Regions from separate parts of the Homo sapiens genome. Here region 1 is linked to region 2. The links are chromatin loops, found by intact Hi-C in ENCODE. Cell type or tissue: Caco-2. All regions are shown on one strand. Region 1 has its middle 51 kb from the start of CYP26A1. Region 2 has its middle 100 kb from the start of CYP26A1.

Evidence for each region. Peaks named below come from ENCODE experiments on the same cell type or tissue, not always from the same donor. Only the 100,000 strongest peaks of a DNase experiment are listed, where the experiment ranks them.
Region 1: it touches region 2 in a loop (12-fold over the local background); 1 of 110 quality-filtered maps calls a loop at or near these places.

What each region holds. Positions count from the first base shown.
Region 1 is chr10:93,122,338-93,127,337 of GRCh38, reverse strand. No RefSeq gene overlaps it. Among named protein-coding and RNA genes, the nearest start is that of CYP26A1, 51 kb to the right of the region's middle. RefSeq lists enhancers at 3,264-3,323, 3,414-3,483. In Caco-2, a CTCF peak has its summit at 654 (motif pointing left); a DNase peak (open chromatin) is centred at 2,657.
Region 2 is chr10:93,173,272-93,178,271 of GRCh38, reverse strand. No RefSeq gene overlaps it. Among named protein-coding and RNA genes, the nearest start is that of CYP26A1, 100 kb to the right of the region's middle. In Caco-2, no CTCF peak of the experiment used is centred here; no DNase peak of the experiment used is centred here.

The DNA of each region.
Region 1 (5,000 bases), 51 kb after region 2:
TCAAAGTGAAACCTCTTTAAACAAAACTTAAAAATTTTAGTAAATGGTAACATAATAAATGACAAAAACTAATAAAAATAATTTTTTAAATAAAGCTAAATAAGTTTATCTCATCTTATATGACCAAATTTGGAAAATAATGGTAAATGTGCTCTAATTCTTAGAACAAGCAATAAATGAATTAGTTTCAGGGGTTTTGGTGCAATTTTCTGCCAACATTACATGACAGTACAATAGCAATACCTTCACTTCAGGTTTTATTCTATAGCATGATCATAAAAATAGTCATTTTCACAAAAATATTACAAGATATCACCCATTTCCTGAAGCCTTTCCTATTCAAGTCATTCTGTTTTGAAGCATCCTGCTGCCATTCTTTTCTTCAATTGGTAGTGGACTAATTTAGTGATATCCACATTTTCAATAGCTTTTTCAGAAACCATAGGACTTTTCCAACATCACCCTTTAGAATGTTTCATGAAATCCTGTATTCTTGCATGATTTTTTTGATGTGTTGTTAGCTTGGAAAAATGTCGATGTTAAGTCAGGTGGAAGGAAACAGAGCTATTCAAAGGTGTACTAATTTTATAACGTGTTAGTTATTCAGGAATTCTGCATCCCTAAGCAACCTACCAATTGTTGGAACTGGAATACAAGGCACAACCAAGCTGTATTGTGCCAGTGCTGCCCCCTGGTGACAGATATGAAGAACTGGTCCTCCCTTCACTTCTTTCTCCTGGAGAGGCTCCCCACCCAGGCTGTGTTCTCCCTTTTTTCCTGCCACCACTTCCCCTTCTATAACCAGAACCAGGATTTGTCTTTCATATGAAACCTCTGACTATTTTCTTTCTTTTCTTTTGCTCACAAACCTCTGAAAACTCTTCCTCTTACCTGCCTCCAACTTCACTCTCCATCTAGGTCGCAAAAACAACCTCAACAGAAGCTGATGAACATCAGGCTAGCTCCAGGAGTTCGCCTGTCTGTGTCACAGAACAGAAAAGCCATATGTTCAAAGTGAAGTTAGAATGAAAAGCATTGCTATCAACCTGGGGGGTCCTGGAAGGTGCCCAGAAGTTCTCTTCAGAACTCTGTGCCTCTTTCTTAACCTTTAAGAAAAACTTTCTCAAATACCAGCATTCATAATCAGTCACAAACAATTTCTTTGTTAATCTTTTTATTGCTGCTCTGACAGGGAAGAAACCTTTGTCCAGGTCATAGGGGTGGCCCTCCTAAGAGACTGTGCTGGAACTGTTGGGGCCCTCTTAAATGAAGGCAGCCATCTTTCCCCCCTCCAGATTGCTTCTTGGCATCCCAGTCTGCTGTGCTCTCCAGACTGCAGAGGACCCAGCGCTTACTGGCCTCCCACTCATATCCATGTTGGTTTCTCCCATCATTTGTCCTTCTCTCCTTCCTATTCATTGACTTTTCCACTCCCCAGCATAGCTGCGTCCTGGATTCAAGTTCTGGCAATACCATTTACTAGGTGTGTGTGATCACGGCATGCCACCCTTCTAGGCCTGATGTAGTTTGAATGTGTGTCCCCACCAAATCTCATGTTGTATTGTAATCCCCAATGTTGGAAGTGGGGCCTGGTGGGAGGTGTTTGGATGATGGGGGAAATCCCTCATGAATGGCTTGGGCCATCCCCTTGGTGATAGTGAGCTTTTGCTCTGAGTTCACATGAGATCTGGTCATTTAAAAGTGTATGCCATCTGCCCCCACTCTCTCTCTCGCTCCTGCTCTTGCCATATGACATGACTATTCCCCCTTCACCTTCTGCCACGATTGAGAGCTCTCTGAGGCTTCACGAGAAGCCAAGCAGATGTCAGCACCATGCTTCCTGTAAAGCCTGCAGGGCCATGAGCCCATTAAACCTCTTTTCTTTATAAATTACCCAGTCTTGGGTATTTCTTTATAGCAATGCAAGAGCGACCTAATACAAGGCTTCAGTGTTCCCATCTTTAAAATGAGAATAGCAACAGTACCAACTTCATAAGGTCACAGTGAGGGTTAAATACATTAAGAAAGAACAGGGGTGTGTGTTTGGTGGTGGAGGGGGCAGTGGTACTTGTGGTACTTAGCATCATGACTGGCACAGAGCTAGCACTCAATAAATGTTAGCCCTTGCTTTTTTAGTTCCTTTGTGTCTTACACCTAGGCTATCATGAACTTGCCAACGAACCCCGGGGGAATACTCCTTCCTTGGCTCTTCATGTGCCAGACTCATTTTCACTATTGCCAGAAGATGTGTTAAGGTAGCAGCAGAGAAGGCATGAACAGCACAGCCTTTGTGGGGGTAAGGAAACTGCAGGATTTTTCCTAAAGAAGATTTACTTTTCTTCTTCCCTATTTTCCAAGACTTGACAACCCCTTAGGTTCAGGAACTAGCAGAAGCAGTTTCACCTTGGAACACACTTTTATTTGTTACTTAAAGTAAAGGTAGACTTTTAAATTTCTTCCTTTGTTTATAAATAGGACATGATTATTGAAGAGAATTTAGAAAACCACAGAAAGTTTAAAGATGAAAAAAATCACCTGACTTCCTCCTTTCAGAGATAACCACTGATAACATTTCACAATCTCTTTTGCACACGTATATCTCTATGCTTGTTAAAAATAGACTCCTGGCTGGGCGTTGTGGCTCATGCTTGTAATCCCAGCACTTTAGGAGGCTCAGGCAGGTGGATTACTTGAGGTCAGGAATTCGAGACCAGCCTGACCAACATGGTGAAACCCCGTCTGTACTAAAAATACAAAATTAGCCAGGCATGGTGGCATGTACCTGTAGTCCCAACTACTTGGAAGGCTGAGGCAGGAGGATCACTTGAACCCAGGAGATGGAGGTTGCAGTGAGCCAAGATCATACCGTTGCACTCCGGCCTGGGCAACAGAGCAAGACTCTGTTTAAAAGAAAAAAAAAAAAAGATTTCTACCATTCTTCAGTTTTTGTTATACTTTCATGCTTTGCTTTATCACTTAACTTATATAGTGAACATTTCCCAGCATTCAATATTCATAAAAAATGACTGTACCGTAATTCATCATGTAAACGCACCATAAGTACTATATATTCTTCTATCATGTCTAATTTAAACAACCCTGGAATGAACACTTTATCAGAAATCTGTTGTCTTCAATTCTGAGTACTTCTTCAGTATTAATTTCTGGAGGGGGATTGCTGGGGTTAGAATGGATTACCCCACTTAATACTCTTTATACGTACTGCAAAACTTTTGCAGAAAGGTTGTACCAATTTACAATCCCATCGGCAAAGTCTGAGGGACCTAAAAGGCCCACCTCTAGTCTCTTGTCCTGGAGACACAGCCCATCAGCTTCTGAGTGGAGGTTGTGAAGGGCTGCTCACCAGAGCATTCAAGAGGGATTCACACTGCTTCCTGTTGCTTATTTTCAAGAGAACTTCAGGTGTATTAAAGAGGTGTCATACTTCAAATGACTCCTGTGATCTGACACTGCATTAAATTTCTCCACCGTTTTTTGTTTTTAAAGACAGGGTCTCGCTCCATCACCCAGGCCGGAGGGCAGTGGTGTAATCATAGCTCACTGTAACCTTGAACTCTTGGGTTCAAGTGATCCTGCCACCTTAGCCTCCTGAGTAGCTGGGACTACAGGCACGTGCCACCACACACAGCTAATTTTTTATTTTTTATAGAGATGGCATCTCACTATACTGACCAGGCTGGTCTCAAACTTCTGGACTCAAGTGATCCTCCCACCTCAGCCTCCCAAAGTGCTGGGATTACAGGCTTGAGCAACCGTACCCAGCCTCCACCCTCTTTTTAGTGAAACCCCCAAGGCCCTAGCACTAAAAGTGGTCGGCATGTGGAACAGCCTGAAACCCACCATCACTACCTCATTATTAGCTAACGCAGCCCCTCATGTGTTACCTGCAAACATTAATCACAAAAGTAGTTGCTTTTTACTCATTTATTTCTCATCTGTGTTCCTCACTATAATATATGTTCCACAAGGGACCACATTGTCTTATTCATCACTGTAAGCCCAGCACCTGGCCCTCTGCCCAGTATAGAGCAGATGCTCCATCAATATTTGTCGAATAATCAAATGATTCGTCTTTGTCCCTCAAAAAGCTACCTATATCACATGTGCCCCCAAGTTTACAAGAGTTTGGGGCTCACTGCAACCTCCGCCTTCCAGGTTCAAGCGATTCTCCCACCTCAGCCTCCCAAGTAGCTAGGACTACAGGCACGTGCCACCACATGCAGCTGATTTTTGTATTTTTAGTAGAGACAGGGTTTCACCATCTCTACATTACATCAGATGTAAATGTTTAATAGTAACTTAAGATATGGCCAGTTATTATATTGCCAAGCAGGATGTAAGTTTCACAGCTGGCATAGTCATTTTGTCAACAAAATCCACTGTTACTCACAATCTTCCCTATTTAGGAAGTCACTGCGAGGAGACCCCCAGCATGAGGCAATAGCTTCACAGCCATTCACTGGAGCATGTCACTGGGTTGGAGTTTGGGGCCAGCTTAGAACTCACATATTGGCCAAAGTAACACCTCTGGGATTCCAATTCTAGAGGAATATTTTAACCTGTCCAGTTGGAACCAGTTGAACTGTTCACACCCCTGTGTGGCCAGTGCAAGCTATTGAGAGAATGGATCACTGTCACTTTAAGTTTGAAGTGCCCAAATTAAATATATTTTCATGAGGGATGAGTGTATTTTCATGATGTACGTACAGTGTAGGCACCAAACTACCCAGGCTTGACTCTCAGCCTCTCTCTTACTAGTTATATGACTCTGGGTAAATTCGTTAAGCTTGCTGTGCCTCAGTTTCCTCATCTGGAAAACAGGCATACTAACCTTGTCTACCTCATATTGTTTTCAGAAGGATTCATGGACTAATACATGTAAAACACTTACATTGGTCCTCGCACAGAGGAAGGACAAATGAATATTCACCATGGTCATTACTGCTGTCCCCTGGCCATCATCCTTCCTCATGATATCA
Region 2 (5,000 bases):
ATAGAGGAGGCAGCAGAGACACAAGTCATTCAAATAATGATCATCTTTGTGTTAGCTTAGAAGCTGGCCCAAATTGTGATGACATTTGATTACTGACATTAATTACTTACTAGATTCATGTCCTTCCATCCACTCTGCACAATGCTATGGGGTTAAAATTCTGAAAATGTATTTCCTGTCTTCTCCCCAACGCTTAACTTTCAATAACCTCCCATAATCTATAACCCAGACTCTTTAGCCTGGCATCTGAAGGTCTCCCTCAGCCCCCACTGTGAACCAAGTCCTCCCCCCTGCCTTCTGCCACACCCCTGCACCAACCTTCCACTTCAGGCAAAGTGGTCAACTGACTGTCCCCCAAACATGAAGAGAGGCCCTGTCACCTTTGTGAATATGATCATGCCATTTCTATTACCTAAAACATCTCCTTTCCCTCAACTCCTCCAAATCCTGCCTTTTCAAGCTTCAATTTCCCCAATACACTCACTTGCTCAATTTCCCAAAGCCAAAGCCTCCCAAATGGTGCCATTTATTTTTTCAGCCAATTTCAAAGCTATAAATTGGCAACCCTTGCATCCAATCAGTTCTGATTTGGAGGACAGATCCCATGATCCAAACATAGTTGCCTAGCACCATGGCCCTCAGCACCACCATGAGCAGGCTAATGTTCCTAAGAATGAAACAAAAGTTGAAAAAGCACATAGCAAATTGAGCCTGATTTTTCCTTTTGCTTTTCTTATCACTGACAGCTCTCAAACTATCCTGGACTTAGTCAATTTAAAAAGAGCTTTGACCGGGCGCGGTGGCTCACACCTGTAATCCCAACACTTTGAGAGGCCAAGGCAGGCGGATCACCTGAGGTCAGGAGTTTGAGACCAGCCCGACCAACACAGAGAAACCCTGTCTCTGCTAAAAATACAAAATTAGCCAGGCATGGTGGCACATGCCTGTAATCCCAACTACTCGGGAGGCTGAGGCAGGAGAATTGCTTGAACCTGGGAGGCAGAAGTTGCAGTGAGCTGAGATTGCGCCATTGCACTCCAGCCTGGACAACAAGAGCGAAACTCCATCTCAATAAAAAATAAAATAAAATAAAAAATTGGCCACGCGCAGTGGCTCATGCCTGTAATCCCAGCACTTTGGGAGGCCAAGGCGGGCGGATCACCTGAAGTCAAGAGTTTGAAACCAGCCTGACCAACATGGAGAAACCCTGTCTCTACTAAAAATACAAAATTAGCCGGGCATAGTGGCACATGCCTGTAATCCCAGCTACTCAGGAGGCTGAGGCAGGAGAATCGCTTGAACCCAGGAGGCAGAGGTTGCGGTGAGCCGAGATCACACCATTGCACTCCAGCCTGGGCAACAAGAGTGAAACTCTGTCTCAAAGAAAAAAACAAAAAACAAGAAAAGAAAAGAAAGAAAAATAAAAAGAGCTTTAATCCTTTTTACAAAGTCCTGTTGGACAGGAACCCGGGTTCGAAACCTTGTCCTGTGGTGGCTACAGGAGGGATACTGAGACCACGTGGCCAAGGATGTCACCCAGGACAGACTGGGGCTTCTCAAATCCATCCCAGAGCATGGAAGCACAGACTCAAGCAGTCTTCCTGGTGGCCTGAGGCTACCCACAAAGGTAGCCATTCCTGTCCCCACCATCCAAAGACTCAAGTGAATCCTTCTCCCCTTAAGGTAAAGTAAGGCCTAACGTCAGAGGAATTGGCTTCCAGACCATCCCTGCTACCTTCTAGACAGGTGTACCCAGTTAAGTCATTTAACCTCTGGGCCTCAGTTTCCTCAATCATAAACTACAGATCTAGCCCATACCTCAAAAGACTATTTCAGGATTAGAGCTAATACATATATACATAAGAATATTGATACAAAGAAATTGATAGGTAACTGCTAGTTAGGGTTCCCTCTAGACAGCTGTTGGGAGTCCTAAAAACTAATGCAGAGTGACATCCATATAGACAGGAAGTCACCGGGACACAGCACAAATCCATGGTGAGTGGAATGTTGGATATTTTTGCATTGAAATGATGTCTTCTCTGCTGGTCTCCACTACCCTCAACATGTGTGCGCGCACACACACACACACACACACACACACACACACACACACATTCTCTCTCTACAGTCAGCCTTGCCTAAGCTGAATGGGACCTTCTCAGCCTGACCCTCTCAGAAGCCTTGTTTCTGTCATTTTCTCATACATCTGCCTTTTATTCTAGAGTCACTGCCATGGGACTTTTGTCCCTTGAGAATCCATATCCCCTTCTCACTGTCCTACAGTTACAACCAAAGAGTGCAGACCGGACTACAGCTCCCATTTCCATTCCCAGATTTCCTCTCTTGATATGTCCCCATAGAAATCTCTCTTACTTCCCACCCGACCCCCTCTTGACAGACCCTCAGCCATCATTCCCCTGAAGTGGGTTCTCCATAAACGCTTTATGAGTGAACAAAAACTCCTGTCATTATTCACTATCTTACAAGCTCTTTAAAAGAATGCCACCAACTCCCCTCCTGTCCTGGCCTCATCAGGAGACACGCAGCGCCACTATACAGGGCAGGTCAACCAGAAACAGCCGTAAAATCTGGGCAGCCCAGTTCAGCCAGCCACAAAAGCAGCGAACCTTGTTTTTCCTTCCAGCCTCACAACCCCACCAGAAAGACAGACCACCTTTAACTAGGTCAACCAAATTTCACAGTCTTCACCCCACACTTTCCCCCTTTATCATCATGGTTCTCAGTTCTTGGTTGGAGGCATTAAATTTATTGTGATGATTTATGTCTGGAAAAAATGAAAAATCTCATCAATTCTTGACTGAACCGAAGAAGACCTTCTCGTATGGAAAAACGCACCATTCAGGACAGCAGCATAGCCTCGGACCATCTCTGCTCGGGGATTTTTCTAAAAAGAGTCCTAAGCTGGCTAGAGCTAAAATTTTGGCAACTTTGAGATGAAAGTCAGGACAGGGAGGAAACTGCTTTTGAAAAGCCAGTCTCATTTAACTCATGAAGAACCATCCGTCACAGGACTTGACCTTCTCACCCCATCCCTTCCTCTCTGCTTCCACAAATGACCAAGCGTAGCTTTCCTCTCGTGACCCTGCAGACCAACTCCTTGGTAAACAAAGAGGGATAAACAGCTGCCATATAAAAACACCTTGCTTGGACTGACTCCACTTACCCCAGATGGTCTGCCTGAAAGTTGTCCCTTTGCTTTTACACACTGCAACCTAAAATCCAATGAGAAACACGTTTCTTTGTAAGAAACGAAGCATCATACGTTGATGCAATATGAAATCTCATTCCACGGTATTGAGGATTTCACTGGGTTTAAGCTGAAAGACACCCTAACCCAAGGAGGCTTGTTATCTTGTTTGCTTTAGCCTCAACCCTAAAGCTGCAAACACAAGGCTTACAAAATGAGGGGCTCTTGAACTGAATTTGAGTGTGCGTGTATTTATTAATAGACAAGTAAGAACGCAGCATTATTCTCATTCCTGTGAAAATTTCACTCCACCTACACTTGTGTAACCAGGTCAAATCAAGCCTGAGTTATATGAGAACGTGGATTCTAACTTTAACAAATACATAAAGTCATGACCCTTTTGTTTTGATATGCTGCCTGGTCCAGACAGGCAGAAAAGCCACCGCTAAAACCAAGAGGTATACAAGACTTCACAATTTATTAAGAAGATTAGTTGGCTTTAGTTTGTCCACTAATGATTAGTCACTGAATGTGCATTCCCTTGGAAGCCTCAGAGATCAGGTAACTCAAGGAACAGTTTGGTTTAATTTTATTTCCCTCTTTCTTTTTGATACGTCACTGTGCTCTGGAAATTAAGGGCTGTTTTACCTACAACCATTCCTAACTATATTATATACAACGTGACAAGCCCACCTTAAATATTGTATGTTTATTCACTTTCCACTATATTTGTAGAACTGCCTGCTGTGAAATTACAAAGTTCATGGTTCAGCTGAACTTTTGAACTCAAGTGAGGATTTGACACAGCAAAACAATCTAAATGAACCCAACATGAAGTTTTCATAGTCGAAACTGCTTTTCAGCCTATTGTCTGGGGTAATTGGGTAGGAAAGTTCTTTATTGATGTTGTAAAAACTACCAGTTTAATAACAGGCAGAGGGAGTGGAGAGGAGATGAGTGGATGTACCTTGGAGCGTCTAAAATCACGCTTCTTTGCGAGTTCACTGAACTCTACCTGACCCTGTGAGGAAGGTCTCCCCAGGACAACCCAACAACTCTAAGGTTTGTGACCAAATGGCTGCAGCCTGCCAGCTCTCAATACCTCAGCGCAGAATGACCTTTCAAATACCACACAAAATAATAAGAATATTCATTTAAAAAATAGTAGCTGCCACGATGCATTGAATGACTACCAAGTACCAGTACCAGGTACACACTTCTTCATTAAATCTTCACAAAAATTATGCCAGGCTAGGATTACCATCTCCATTTTATAGATGAGAAAACTGAGACCAGAGACATTAAGCAATTTGTCCAAGATCACACAGCTGATATCTGTGCCTCAGTTTCCTCATCTGCAAAACAGAAGTTGGACTAAGTGATCTCAGAGTTGAGGTTTTAAGTGCTGGCTTACATGCATGCAGCAGTCAGAGAGGGAAATTCCATGTGGAAGATAGAAGAGCTTTCATTCACTGTAATCCCAACGCAACCTATGAAGTAAGTTGAGGTAGGGTAACCTCAACTTTATCGAAGAAATTGAGTTTACGTGGGTTAGTTGACTTGCCTAAGGTCACACAGCTGGCAGGAGCAGAGTTAGGATAAAATCCCAGACTCTAAAGCTTATGCTTCTTCCATCTCTTAACTGCAAAGTCAGTGTGATGTCCTTTGGGTCTCGACCTCTACATTAAAAATTTTGACTGAGTTTGAGAGTGAAGGTTGGCAGGCTAAGGGTGGGAAGGAAGGTTTGTTTGGACTAAATATCAGAGTTATTGCTTCAGAGTTTTTATTC